3 separate regions of the Mus musculus genome follow, and regions 1 and 2 are each linked to region 3. A link is a loop called in an ENCODE intact Hi-C map of the cell type or tissue named here. Cell type or tissue: heart. All regions are shown on one strand.

The links. A loop is a pair of places that touch in the nucleus more often than their neighbours do. Peaks named below come from ENCODE experiments on the same cell type or tissue, not always from the same donor. Only the 100,000 strongest peaks of a DNase experiment are listed, where the experiment ranks them.
Region 1: a loop joins it to region 3, with 2.0 times the contacts of the local background. A loop is called at or near these places in 3 of 42 quality-filtered maps.
Region 2: it touches region 3 in a loop (2.0-fold over the local background); 3 of 42 quality-filtered maps call a loop at or near these places.

What each region holds. Positions count from the first base shown.
Region 1 is chr14:76,692,242-76,697,241 of GRCm38, reverse strand. No RefSeq gene overlaps it. Among named protein-coding and RNA genes, the nearest start is that of 1700105F02Rik, 17 kb to the right of the region's middle. In heart, no CTCF peak of the experiment used is centred here; a DNase peak (open chromatin) is centred at 3,101; H3K27ac peaks cover 2,958 bases.
Region 2 is chr14:76,678,776-76,683,775 of GRCm38, reverse strand. It overlaps 1700108F19Rik (RIKEN cDNA 1700108F19 gene), which reads right to left. Exons shown (of 5, transcript NR_015485.1): 3 at 4,178-4,321; 4 at 3,456-3,650. Among named protein-coding and RNA genes, the nearest start is that of 1700105F02Rik, 3.7 kb to the right of the region's middle. In heart, no CTCF peak of the experiment used is centred here; DNase peaks (open chromatin) are centred at 1,565 and 2,025; H3K27ac peaks cover 1,482 bases.
Region 3 is chr14:76,817,637-76,822,636 of GRCm38, reverse strand. The region is part of intron 1 of Gm30246 (a long non-coding RNA gene); the gene reads right to left. Among named protein-coding and RNA genes, the nearest start is that of Gm30365, 18 kb to the left of the region's middle. In heart, no CTCF peak of the experiment used is centred here; DNase peaks (open chromatin) are centred at 2,816, 3,716, 4,096 and 4,986; H3K27ac peaks cover 4,263 bases.

The DNA of each region.
Region 1 (5,000 bases), 130 kb after region 3:
TTGTGTTTTTAACGTGTGTTTGGGGGGCTGCTATTTGGTGGTCATGCACCTGTCGTGAGTTGATGAGAAGACACTGACAACAGAGAAAAAAATGCCCTTTGTGTGCAAGGAGGCTGTGTTTTCAGCCACACAACCTACCAACAGGATGATTTCCCAGATAATGCCTCTGTCTAGCCGACATCCCCCCTGAGATGTTGCAATTAGCTTTGTTTTGATTGCATGCCCTGAGAGCAGCCTTCTGGTTCTTATTTCGTCACTGCAGGTATCTCAATCCCCAGAAGAGGTGCCCTGGATTACTGGAAATAAGTTGCTTGGTTACCAGAATGTAAGGTAGAGCCTAACATTGTGGAGGAATGGATCCGGTTTATACCAGATACATCAGCTCTCTGTAAGCTTAGCATAATTCAGTCCCTCGAAGTCTAGCAGGGACTAGAAAAATAGAGGTTCTTTTATCAGAAAGCTGGGAGCCAGACTCCAAATCACCATTTCCTACACACACAAACACACACACACACACACACACACACACCCATCCATCCCTCGACTTCCTCACTTAAAACGCCGTGGGAATGAGTACCTGCCTTTGTGCAAGGCTGTTGTGAAGATTACTGTTGTTTATGGGCCAGCATGTACATGAAATGATTCAACCTATGGAAAGTGCTTGGCGCTCGAATGACACGCTAGGTAGTGGTTACTTACGAGGGATGGCCTGTCCCGCCAGCAGCAGTCAGGGACATCTCTCTTTCCTTAGCTGTATTGCACAGCCTTCAGTGTAGTTCCTTCTGGACACTCAACTCTGAAAATGGCTTTATATAAGAGCTGTAACTGGGCGACTTCATGAGCAAAGGACCCCTGAACTTATGCAGGTTATGTGGGCCTTACGACTCCATTGCTGACCCCCTTGAAATTCCTTTTTCAACAAGTTCCTCATTTTTATTTTGCATGGAGCTCTGCTATGACTTGGATAAGTATCCCTCTAATGACCTTTGTGTGAAATGCTTGTCTTCCCCCCCCCCCACCCCCCAGCCCCGCCCCGCCCCGCCCCGCCCCGGGACTGGAGCACTGTCGTTTTCTTCAGGAAGTGAGGCCTGATGGGAAGTCTTAGGCAGTAGCGGGCGTGGACTCCTAGGGGTCTGCAGGAGGTTGCTGGTCTTTTCTTTTCTCTTATTCCACATTTCACGGTGAGTCCTCTGCCGTAATGTGGTGCCTCAAACGTCCTACTGGTCGTAAACTGAAAACTTGTAGAACTATGTGCCAAAATAAACCTTTCCTCCTCTTCCCAGGCTGAATGCCTGGGGAGTTTTGTTATGTGACTAACCACGCCTACAACTCACGCAGTTTATCTTATGCACAAGCGACCTTGATACCGTTCCTCTCTTCCACGTTACGGAAACAAACTACATATAGTTTTTACCTTTAAAAAAAATCAATCAATCAATCTCTTTCACTGTTATTTTAGGGGTTGAGATAGGGTCTCTCTATATATATAGCTTCAGCTGTCCAGGAGCTCACCACCATGAACATCAGGCTGGCCTCAAACTCAAGAGATCCGCCCACCTTTGCCTCCTAGTACTGGGATCAAAAGGAACTTCTCCTCTCTATCTTCACTCCCACCTCCTCATTGTGTAATTCTTTCTGAGATAATTTGTAGCCAGCCTGGCCTTCCGAGCAGGGAGTTAGTCTATACCTGCAGTTGCTGCAAGTGACCTGAAAGCAGAAGGACCTTCCGCGGGCCTCTCATAGAGGACTGTACTCTATTGCTGGAGTTAGAAAGTAGGAGCGGGCGGCACTCACTAGAGTTCACTGGTGACTGCTAGGAAGCAACAGCTACAGTCCCCACAAGTGTCCGTGTCCCCCCCCCCCCCCCCCGCCTGCTGCTGAACCAGGAAACTCCATCCATCCGAGACTCCCTATGAAGCATCCACAGGATGCCTGCTCAGAGAGGAGGAACCATAGTTAGTTCTCAACTAAATCTTGTCATGGTAGAGTTAAAGGCAGAGCCGTTTCAGTCAGGTTTCATAAATCATTCTTCCTTTGGGTTTCCGAGATGGTCTGGCCCAAGGAAACACGGATTCTACCAAGTATATGACCACAAGTCACTCATACATATATATCGTTAGCATTTTGTCTAAGCTCCGCCCCACAGTTGCCTGGCAACAGCCAGGTGTGCCTGACTCGCTATAAAAGGGGCTGCTTGCCCCCTCTGCCCTCTCTTGCTCTTGCCTTCTTGCAACCGCTCTGTCCTCTTGCCCGTTCCCCTCCCTACTCTCCACATGTTCATGGCCAGCCTCTCTCTACTTCTCTCTCTCCTCTCCCCCCCTCTCTCCCTCCCTCCCTCCCTTCCTCCCTCCCTCCCTCCCTCCCTCTCTGTGTCTTTCTCTGTCTCTACTATCCTCTCAACTCCCCCCACCCCCATGCCCTAAATAAACTCTATTCTACACTATGCTGTCCTGTGGCTAGTTCCTCAGGGGGAAGGGATGTCTCAGCATGGGCCCACGGAGGGCCTCCATGCCTACACATTCATCAAATATATTCCTTTTCTCCCTATCTTTTTATAAAACACAGCACATATGAATGGACTTTGTTCGTACGTTGAGTCTGACTTTGGGGCTGAGAACCTTGATATCACTTCTCCATTCCCAGGTTAGCCCCTGTCCTTCCTATGGTCTGATGATCTTTCATCCATGATCCTAGAATGGCCATGCAATTTTTCTGCAGTCACCCATAGTATCGTTATATGGGCCAGTCTTCTGAGATGCTGCCGGGTACAAGAAGTCACCTACATACTCCACCTCCCTACAACTTGGTGGCTTTGATCAGCTCAGCCCACTTCGTTCTGATTTTAGAAGTGCAGTAAGTCTTGTTTCTAAGAAGGGGCTTTGCCATCTTCTTGCAGGAGCCTGAGAAATAGTTTTCAAGGCTACAGAGAAAACAGGGACTGGGAAAACAGGTGTTTATTGCCAGCTCTCCCCACAGCCGCTTACATCGGGGCTGGAGTTGAGACAGGCTGTCCCGCCCAGGCTCAGGATAAGAGTTAAACTCCTGTGGAACGATGACAGAAACAACGTGGGAACCACAGGGTTCTGGCTCATGACGTCCAGGAAGGAAAATCAAGTGGTGTGTGGCGATTAGTCTCTTTACAATGATGGGGTGGTTTCCTGGGGTGTTTGGACGCACTTGGGGGTGGCGCGGTCTCCAAGAGGGGGAAAGGCTCTGAGAACAAGATATGAATAGTTCCTTGTTTTCCATTTTTAAGATAGAACAATGTACACTCTGGTGTGTGAGCTTAAGAGTGGAGTCAAAAGTTCAGGTGTCTTCTGGCCTTTCAGATCTGTCCTGACTCACAAGTAAACACTGGCTCCAAATCCGGACAGCTTAAAAGTTTAAGAGAAACTATGTACATTTTGTTCGATTGTTCTTTTTTTTTTTTTTTTTTTTTTTTTTTGGTTTTGGTTTGTTTTTTCAGAAATAAAGAAATACACTAAATCCTTTCTTTATAAAAACAAACACACGAAAGCTAACTCCACCAGGCAAAAACAAATGTGAACCCCACAGACAGATTATGTTTAGAGCCCCCCCCCACTCATGTTAGTGGGAAGCAGATGTGACTACGGTGAGGTAGGGGCAGACAAACAAGCTTGGTAACACAGCCATAAGGCCAACTTAGCAGTTCTTCACAGCCTCACTCTGAGGGAGACACTGTGGCCTCTTTGTCTATGCTGTTCCCAGCTTTACGCAGGAATCTGAAAACCACTTTCCATATGTTTTTATTTAACTTCTGGCCCCATCCTTCCTTGTTCCTCCCTCAACAGCCCTTATGAGTAACTGTCCACTGACTTTTCTGCTTGCACATCTACCTAGGTATGCTTTTTTTTTTTAACCAAACATACCTAACTCTTAGCATATGTCTTCACAATAAAATTTCTTCTTGTCACTTCCAGATGACAAGTTGAAACTGGTAGAGCCTTACACATAAGCCAATTTTAACCAACATTGTACTGATGGAGGTGGGTCTGCCCTGTGCAGTCTCTCCGTGTTCACCTTCCCTGATTCTCTCCTTCCTTCTCCTCTAATCCTTTCTTTCTTCTCCTCTATTGCCAAAACCACTAAGTTCCAGTCAGAGAGATGGCTCAGTGGGTAAAGGTGCTTGTGGCTAAGCCCGAAGATCAAGATTCAATCGTTGGAAACTCACATTGTGGAAGGAGAGTGGTGAAGAACTCCAACAAATAATCCTCTGACTCCCACAAGCGTGCCATGGCATGCACGGCTCACCTCCCCCCACACAGGGAATAAATACATGTAAACAGCTTTAAAGAAAAGCATCCAGCTTGTCTAGTAAAGATGCTAAATTTCTGACTTATGCTTGCGGTATATTCCACAGAACATGAGCACAGCTCCCGGGACTCCCAAGGGTGGCCTGAGCCTATGTGGGTAGGGGCCCTGATTCATTTTAACTAAGATGGAGTCCAAAGGGTGAGACAGGAAGCAGGACTCTAGGACGCCAGTGCAGATAACTCGGGAACGTCTCTCCTGGGTAACTTCTCTTCTTCCTCCTGCCTGACGTCCCTCAGTACCACCATGGACAGCATGCGCTCTGATGGTAATCATTTATCATCTTTAGTTTGCCTTTCAGACTCTTGAGAAAAATAGGAGAACACAAGTTACTCAGGACTCAGGGGATGCCCATGGAAAGAGCACATCTTGAGTCAATGAAAATCTCAAATGGAAACATATTTGTCTGTGTGGCCAAAGGATGGTGGACAGAGAGATGCTAAAATCCCCCAAGGATGTTCCCACAGTCCTCTGTTAGCTCCTGCCTCCTGCTGTTTCCCTAGACCTTGTCATTCCTCAAGGTGATGATGTGGTCACCAGCAAAGCTTATCTCCCTATGTCCTGTGTCTTAAGCTCACCCCCCCCCCCCCCATGCCCTGCTCTACTCCCGCCCCTGCTGATCTCATGGAAAATTCCCTAAGGAATGGTGTGGATTGGCCGACTGTGAT
Region 2 (5,000 bases), 140 kb after region 3:
AAGCATATTCAAATCACCACAGAGATAGAAATACTGTAAGTTCAAAGTCTGCCTAGGCTACCAAGTGAGTTGAAGGCCAGCCTGTGCAAAATAAGTGAGACCTTGTCTCAAGACTAAAAATAAAAATAAGAGGGCAAGCAAAATGTTTGTACTAGTGCAAAAGTGGTAAGCCTGCCATGCATGGGGGTAACTGCCTCCTGACAGGATTTGAGGCCGGCTGCACAGTGGCCAATCCATGCCTGGTACTGTTAACCTAGTTAGAAGTCCTTGACTGGGGAAGCCATAGACCCTGAGGGAGGGGAACTGACTACTGTTGTTTTGTTAAGTGTACATACAGTCAAATGTTTATGCTTATGCCCATAGATTAGGGATGCTGTCAGCTCTGGTCAGAAAAGGTTCTGTTGCTGTAGGTAACAGGTAACTATTGACGCAGACTCGAGGCTGAGATTAAGTGGCTCCCAAGGGTTTAGTCCTAAGCGGGACATCTAGATCCCATGTTTGGGAAACAGAAGAACATGAAACAGGCCAAAGATAAGAGGAAAGGGATGGGAAGGAGCACTATGAAACAGTGACTTTTGGGCATCACATGAATATTGTAACAGACTGAATCCCTCAGGACATGGCTTGGTGGAACTCCTGGGAGCCCCCCAGGACCTCTGAATCATTGATGGTTCCTGGGAGAGGGAAGAATCTCCTTGCCAGTGACACAGTCCTGGTAAGTTGCCCTTTCTGAGGTAAATAACCTCTCACACATGTTCATGCAAGTACACATGTACACACCGAAGACACATGTACACACCAAAGACACATGTACACATGTACACACCGAAGACAAGAGGAGGAGGAAGACTTGCTCAGAAGGAGTGACTCATGATGGGGACAAGATAAGAGAGATGAGGGGGAGACACACAATAAACGGACATTATGTAAACCTGTGAAGAATAAATAATATTAAATGAAATAAATATAAATAAATGGGTCAAAAATATAGCTCATTAGAAAAATGTTTGCCTAGCTTGCACCAAGACCTAAGTTCAAGGTTTAACACTGATGACAAAGGTGAATACTTGAGAATACAATCATTTCCACATCCTCTTGATGAACACTGAAATGGCCAAGGATGTTTCATTTGACATAGAAAGAACAGCTGACGCAGCCTGGAATTTGCTAGATCAGATCTCCTCAGAGAAACTTGAGTTCAGAATCTGACAGTGTGACTTTGAACAAATTACCTATGTAACCTCAACATCAGCTTCTTTCTATGTCCAATAAGGGCGAAGAAAACAGTGCTGTTTAAAAGTCACAGTGAAGCCGGGTGGTAGTGGTGCACGCCTTTAATCCCAGCACTTGGGAGGCAGAGGCAGGCAGATTTCCGAGTTCGAGGCCAGCCTGGTCTACAAAGTGAGTTTCAGGACAGCCAGGGCTCTACAGAGAAACCCTGTCTTGAAAAAAAAAAAAAAAAGAAAGTCACATCGAGTGCCTGCCAGCCTCCGTGTCATCAACTAAGCTAGATAAATAGGATAGCAATAGCAAGAAGCATTCCTCTAACTGTGACTGTGACCTTCGCTCTTCTGAAAACACACCCTTGACTTGTGCAAACACTTGGCTTCCTCTCTTCCATGTATAAGAGATGAGCTGCCAATATTTCTCAACCTCGTCTGAACAATTTTTCAGTAGAAAAATTTGTAGAAACCAAATTTGCTGTATTCACTCGTCCACAGCTTTCAATGGTCCAAACTAAACATTCCTATTTAATACAGGGTTTTCTTTCCCAACAACTCAGGATACACACACACACACACACACACACACACACACACACAGAGAGAGAGAGAGAGAGAGAGAGAGAGAGAGAGAGTTGCTTACCTCAGCAATTCATTTCTCATTTTGGTTTGGGCCACAGCCAGTTGGTAAAAGGTTTCAGCGTGTGTGTTTACCGCCTCTTTGTTCTCAGGCATTTCTGGGGCCTCCTGGCAGCTCTCTGGTCTGCAGCAAAGCCTTCCAGGGTTGCAAAGTCCAGACAGATCCCAGGCTCTGACACTGCCTTGGGCTGACAGAGAACAGCTGGAAGTCGTTCATCTCCTAAGCCAAACTCATGCCCAGATCTCTAGGCAAGTTTGAGGCAGGAGCTGAGCCTCTGGCCCCAGGAGCTAGCTTTACTAGAGCTGTTTAACAATCATTGCACACTAGCTTCTGGACTCTCAATTCTCCTCATCTCCAACAAGAAGTCAGAGGACTATAGTTGGGCTGCTGTGTGTATGCCCATCATATTTGCTTTTCAGTAATAATGCTACACATTCCAACTTCCAGGAGGCCCGGGCATCTCTTTCTGCATTCATCACCCGAGTCTGAGCCTCCAGTCCTGATCCCAGTTAAGGGTCCTACTGTGATTGAACTTGAGCTTAGAGCCTGCTCCCCAAGTCGGGTTCAGCCACCCATCATCAATAAACCAAGTAAAAGAGCCAAATTAATAGTGGAGAGAGAGCAAAAAGTGGGATATTTTCTCCATATGGCCAATTTGGGAAAGGAACAGAGATTCAGTGATGCGCCAAGTCTGTCTTTGGAGTCCTGAAGTCAGATTCAAGTTTAAAGAGGGTTAAGGACAGTCACACTTAAGTCGTCGGATCAAGGTGTGGTCTTACCCGCCGCTGACCCATCCCTGTCTGAGCCTCCACTGGTGATCTGACATGTTGTTAAAATTGAATGAAATCTCTTGTTCACAGTTGAACTTTTCCTTCCGGTAGGAGATTCCTGGGGAAATTCTCATTTATTAGGGGCCCATTGTTGTTTAATAGTCTGATGGATTGAGAGACGCTGTGTTTCTTTAGAAATTCTTCGGCTGCACTTCTCTAAGCCTGGACGTAAGAAAATCAATTCCATCCGAGCTGAAGTCCTCTCCAGCCCTCTCATCTCCCTGCCGCCATTATAGCATTGAAATACATACCTACATTTAAATGCATACTGTGGCAAAGATAATTCAAAGATTGTATGACTCTACAGTCAAAGATACCACCATTAGCCTTCAACTGACCAGGATCCAAAACTGATCTGGCCGTTGTCTGGTGTTCTGGGATCTTGAACCAAGTCTATCATCTCCCTTTGCCTCAGCTCCCCTAATGTAAAGCAAGGATTTAGACACCTAGAGCTGGCATAGACAGAGGGAGTGGCTAGGAAAGGCCTAGTCCACGCTGGTGGTCAGTATCGAAAGTCTAAATACAAATTCTGCTAGACTCTGTTCTCCTCAGTACACTCTGGGTTTGTTTCAGCCATTGGGAACTGGGGGGTGGGGTGAGTCTGGAGGATAGCAATGAGACAAGAGTAGAGTCCTTGCGTGATTTAAGTGGTTCTCTCCACTCTCAGTTTTCATTGGAAGCAAACGTCTTTATCTACACAGTGAGACTCTTTTTATTTAAATGCTCCAACATCAGTGTATGTCACCCTGTCGTGGGGATTACCTAAAATGTTCTTCCAGTAAGGGGCTGTCACTGTATCCTATAAGAAGACACAGAAGATTTCTGAAATCCACTGGACTCCTCGCACATGGCAATGAACGTATTTTCCCAGTTTCCCTGTGGCCCGAGCTTGACCTCTGTTTGGCACCCTTTGCTCCAACCAGGAGACGATGAGCTACGAAATCTCACCATTGCTTCCTGAGAGAGGAAAGAGATCATGTCACATCATACTAGGAGGAAACGTCTGACAGGTAAAGTACACAAGTCCCCCCTAGCCATTCTCTGTCATTCCTCTCCATGAGAAAAACAAACAAACAAACAAACAAACACTAAAATCTATCAGGGATTTTGGGGTGAAGGGTGGGTAGAACTACTGCCTAATTTCACTCATCAACAAAGAAACAACCCTGAAGAAATGTCCTGAAAGAAGTGGCTTCTTCTTCTTCTTCTTCTTCTTCTTCTTCTTCTTCTTCTTCTTCTTCTTCTTCTTCTTCTTTTTTTCAAGACAGGGTTTCTCTGTGTAGCCCTGGCTGACCTGGAACTCACTCTGTAGACCAGGCTGGCCTCGAACTCAGAAATCCGCCTGTCTCTGCCTCCCAAGTGCTGGGACTAAAGGTGTGAGCTACCATTGCCCGGCTACAAGAAGTGGTTTCTTTTGTACCACCAATGACACCGTCTCAGAGCTCTATGGAATAGCACCTTCTTCCAAACTATTGCCAACTTACCTTGAGGCCAAAACCAGGCAGGATGTCCTGTACACGCTGATAGAAACTGCACACCATAGCCTTGGCCACTGATGCATCTGACTATTGACAATTCCACATTTTATGTAAGAAATCTGAGATGCTCTGTCAGACGCCAACAAGTTCCTCAGTAGAAAAGACAGAAAGTTAGCCACCTTACTTATCTATCGCCCTCGTGATCTGGAGGATCCATAATGACTTCAAGAATGTAACACATCCAGTCCTCAAAGAACCCTGGTGGGTGGTCAGGGTCCTAGGAGAACACAGCAGAGGTCTAAGATGAATATTAAAGTGAACAGTATATTTAGTCAGCAAAATCCCTCTGGGCATAGCTGGCAACCAGACTTCTACACTGAAGTCTACACTTTCTGTCACGATGACAACTACAGAAATGTTCACACGAGAAAGTGAAAGGCTCAAAATGCCTTTGTAAAAACTGTTCAGTTGTGAATTCTTCAAACCTCCTCCAAAGTCCACAAATAGTTGAGTGGTGGCTTCCTGGTTCCAGTTTGTCCTTCCTCGCTCTTATTGAATAAATCCATCAAACGCCCACCCTGCTCTGGGAAAGCATCCCTGCACAAACAATAGACCAGGCAGAGTCTTTGTAACACAAACCCAGCCTGCCCAGAAGGGAAAAAGCCAATTGAAAGACACAATGCAGGGGGTGATCTGGCAGGGACAATAGAGCATCCCGCTCTTGCCTTGAATTCCCCTGGTTTTGATGTCAGTGCCCAGGCCCTGGGCTCCTTCCTCAGTAAAATGCATAGATCTGAATCTTCGAGAGGTTGGTGGAAAGAGAAAGCAT
Region 3 (5,000 bases):
AGAGATTAAACTATTTTAAAATGGGCATGGATTATTGCAAAGGAAATTATCTCAGGGGTAGCAAGTCCTTCTCGGGCTTCTGAAGAAAAAGGAGCAAAAATGTTGCCTGAGCAGGTCAGCTGAAAACCACTAGCAAATTGTATGAGAAAATGGTGTGATGGGGTCCTGCCTCTCCAGGAGTTGTATCCATCTCTGTCCCTTGTGGATATAGGAAAATAAAACACAAAGTGATTGCTTAGGAACATGAACAGGCAGGTGCATGTATTGGCAACGAGAATGTGGGCTACACTGGGGCAGACATCGAGGGAGGGGTAAGAGAATGGGTCTTGAGAGGGTGGGTGCAGAGGGAGCCATAACTCTGAGCACAAAGAAAAAACCTTCTCAGAGCTATCAAAAGCCGACGATGAGACACGACATAATTCCGTCTGGACACCAAAGAGGAGGCTCATTATGGCGCATCGACTATCTGGTGGGAGTGTGGAATGCCTCTTATCACAAGTGAAGAGTTAATAGAGGACTTTGAGCCGGCACATGACCTGATGGCTGAGCTATTGGAGCAACACAGGCCACAGGGAAAAGGCTGGAGGGTAAATTGTAAGTCCAGCATTGCCATAGTTGCCCTGGTAAGAGCAGCATAGGCCGAAAATGGCAGCTGCAGAATGGGGCAGAAGGATTTGTCTGTGACCTCTGCTGTTGGGTTCTTTCCTAACACTATTACATGGCAGACCATGGGTGTTTAAATGTTTTTTTCTTAAACCCAGTTAAGTGCTTTAAAACCCCACTTAAAAGTGACAGAAGATAATAAAATTAGATTGACTCTGGAGGATTTTTTTTTTTTTTTTGAGAACCACTGTAAAGCATTTAACTGGGACACTTGCTCCACCCCACGCCATCAAAGAAGGATCTTTACTAAGAATGTAAGATAACACCACAACCGGAGCTGTTTCTCTCAGCCAACAAAGAGAAGAGCTGTGATGGTGAGCGTGGCTGGTCTTGTACAGTACACGGGTATACAGTGATAGCTGAGCATGTACGGCACACGTGCTCAGCTTGGGCAGAAAGAGAAACACTTCTTAGAGTGTTTTTCCAGAAATGTGTAAGGGGACTGCATAGGTGAGGGATGGCATGGGCAAGGGCACGGCATTGAATTTTATGTTAAGGACCCGGGCTCTGCCAGGGAAGGAGGGGACAGAGATAGAGCTGGGAGCCCTGCACCTGTCACCTCTGCTCATGAAGCTGAACTCAACTCTAGCCTCTCCAGCCACATGCAGTATAAGCTAAAGAGAGATGTGCCCATACATTTCTGACTGAAGGGCTTTGGGAGGGATGTGCTGGGATGTTTTAGATGGAGGAAAGGATCTTTGGCGGTTTAGATGACCTTACATTAAAAGGTCTGGTCCCCAGTGTGACCACACTTAGGGGTGCAGCTGTGGGGAAGGAGACCAGATAATGAAGGATCAGCCTTCATCGGGGACAGGATTCAGGGAGTGACGGAAACATGAGCAGATCGGGAGCTAATATCCTGAGACTCCACCTCCACCCCACAAATCCACCGGAACAAAGGGAGGAGAACTCCTGACAAGACCCTGGACCTTTTGATGTCTCCTGCTGTCCAACAGAGCAGAGCTCTAGTGGGATGACGTAGGCCCCTTCCGTGTCCTAGGTGGAGATGGCTTCCCTCTGTGATCTCCGTGAGGGTCTAACGGAGCAACTTAACAATTCTACCTACCAGTTCTCATGTTCCTTGGCAAAGCCTATCTCAAAGGCTTCACAAAAATTGACTTGGAGTGGTGATGGAATTAAGGAGAGAAGAAATGTTGCTTGTTAGGTGACTAGAAGCTGGATTTTCACAGTTCCGGGAACATACGGAAAGATGAGGGAGAAGGGGAGAACTCCCAAATTAGGAAGCTTGCAGTGGGTCATGCTATTATTTACTTATTCACCCATCCATTCATTCACCTGTTCATTTATTCCCTGGGTCTCTACCTTCACAGAAACTGCGAAAGAAGGGAGACTGTCATCGTGGTTCCCCAACTGGTGTCACGATAGAGAACTGATTTTCTGGGCAAGTGGCTGGAGTGTAGCAGGAAGAAGATGGAGCAGTCAGTCCTGAGTGGGTTTACACTGGCTCGCCCTGTGGCTCCCTGAGTCTGCGCTGAGGCTCATCACAGACGTTTCTGAGAAGGGGGATGGAGGGCCTCATTTCCTCACTGGCCTATGTGGATGACAAGTTTTGACATTAGGGCCTTTCAGTGAGATGCCTGTTTTCAAGGAGGGCTGGAAGCTTTTGTTCAAGTCTCTTCTGGAGTAAGCCTTGAGTTATTCTGCTCAGAGCACCTCACCTAATCATTACTGGCAACTATTCAGGTGTGATTCTAGTGCCTTTATGCACGCACGCACACACACACACACACACACACACACACACAGAGAGAGAGAGAGAGAGAGAGAGAGAGAGAGAGAGAGAGAGAGAGAGAGATGAGGCTCAGAGATCTGCAGTCAGCAGCCCAAGATGCTATGTGTTGGTACAAGGGTGGAAACGCAGCCGCTGGCTCCAGAGCCTGTTTGTTTGCCCTGTCACGACAGTTAGTGCTCCACGGAATGCTTACCCAGGGGGAAAGGATACCTTTAGCAAGCGCTTTGTGCTCTGTTGGCCTCATCTGACTCCTCTTATTTTTTGGTGCTGACACCACTTGCCTCCCACCCTGCAGCTGCCTCTTTCTGGCTCATGCCTTCTTGGGAAAACTTGGCAGGCCTCTGGAATTGGATGTTTCTGCTGGGGCGAAAATATCCGCGTTAGGAACTCAGCTCACGCAGATTAAGCCCTTTGTCCTGAATGTCCAGAAGGAAGTCCAAGTCTCTGAAGAGGTACTGGAGCTCAGCCAGGGTGACCTTTTGTCAGGGAACACCCCTTTATGGACACAAGGGACAGACAGACTGTTCGCTGCTCCTTGGCTGAAGCTGCCCAGTTGCTTAAAAAAAGAAAAAAGAAAAAAGAAAAGAAAAGAAAAAAACCTTCCCCACTCTCCACTCCTGAAACTCCTATAAGGTATTTGGTAAGTCTCAAGTTAGAAATGACTCCTCTAGGACAGCTACCCTCCTGGTCCCGTCCTGGTGGCCTCAGACCCCTGCCTGGGCCCCTACCACATACATTTTCTCTTTCAGTATGCTTACCCTTTAGGCTACTTCCCTACTCTAACTTGTGTACTTCCAGGAGAAGAAAACATGAAGAGTCTCCGGTACTGTAAACTTTAAAGGTCACTTAATTTGATGTGTATTGGTGATTTGCATGCATGTGTGTACACAGTGTGCACGCCCGGTGCCCACTGAGGTCAGCAGAGGATGCTGAAGCCCCTAAAACTGGAGTTACAGATGGCTATGAAGCATCACGTGAGCGCTGGGAGCCAAACCCAAGTCTTCTGCAAGAACAGCCGGTGCTCTTTAGCATTGAGACCCCTATCCAGTCCCCACGATGTTATAAACTTTTAACAAGGGTGGAGTATATAATGAATGGATATGTCCAGTCTAGGTTTTTGTTGAGGAGTTTAAAATAGTAGAGTTTCCATCTGGAACACAGAGAGGATCAGGCACCTCCTATCCTAGTTTCTAGAACATTCCCACGCCCCCTCATTAGACCTCAAAGATGAACCTCTTCATAGCTAGTACAGAAACACCTTGGGAGGGGCATCTTTTTCTTTGAAGGGGGAAGCTTTAGAGGCAGTCATACCCTGGATCTGTGCCCGTGCTTCAGGCTAGGAGCTGGTGGGTTGCAGCAGAGAGGAAGGAATCCCATTCAATAACATTTCTTTCAGGCAGTTGTGTCTAAGGATGTGCACAGTTGGTGAACCAGGACTCAGGGCACTCACTCCCACTCCATGGTGTGTGCACTTGTGTGATCTTGAGTTCTTTCAGACGTATGGTTTAGAGGTAGCCTGGGAAACTGTGCCAGCTCTGAGCAGACACAGCACAGCAGATGAGAAACACTGAAGACAGAAGTCCCTCTCCCTGCAGCAGCGTGACAGTGCAGAGGGTGACAGAGTATGCATGAAGCTGCCTTCCCCCGTGCCCTGCTGAGCAAACATCTGCTCTGTGCCACTCCTGGGGTTAGGCTGAGTCAGGAGCTACGGTAACCCTCAACACCGTATTCCAACTCTTGGGCTATTACCTTTCGGAACTCTCCTGTGCAGGTCACCTCCACACTACAACGCTCTTAGCGGTGGTGATGCAACTTCTCACAGCTCCCGGGTCCCCATGGAGTGCCACTGCCCTTTCTGTGAGCTCTTCCTGTTTACATTTCACTGGAGAACACACTATGCAGAATGTGAAGTGGCTTGGAGCTGGGACTGGTGGCTGGGCAGGCTGAAGGCTGAGGTCCTTGCTTCTGCTTGAATGTGGGTTCTTTGTTCTCCGTGGCCCCATTTTCTTCACTTGAGCAAAGCCCTCACCTTGTAGGCTAATGTAGGGACAGAAGCTACGGTTATCCACCTAAACTGCATACCAGAGTTATCCAAGGAGTCTTAAAAGACTCATTCTCAGGCCCCATTCAGGAATCATTTAATTTAGAGTCTTGAAGAGTGAGTCTAGGCGCTGACATTTTAAAACTCCCCAGGTAACTATAGGCATACTCTAAAAAGTACATTTGTCTCATGTCCAGCGATACTCTACACCATCTGGAAGACACTCTGCTTTCAAAATCTAAAGCCCCACTAATGAATGATGCTGATGTTATTCTTGCTGGTATTCTATTATATTAATCTTCTTCTGAGAAAGGATGCTACTGGATTGAAACACCCCAAACTGAGTATCACAGCACCTGCAAGTGATTACAGCTGCCTGGAGGCTGCTCAGTGGAATGACCTTCAACAGCAAGTCCTGAGGACTCCAGCTCCTTACATGCATGCCTGCACTCCTTCACATCCTTGGGGCATGACCTCTTATGGGCACACTTTATGCAACCTGAGCTTGTGCCAATGGAAACACTTCCAGTTGAAGCTCGGTGT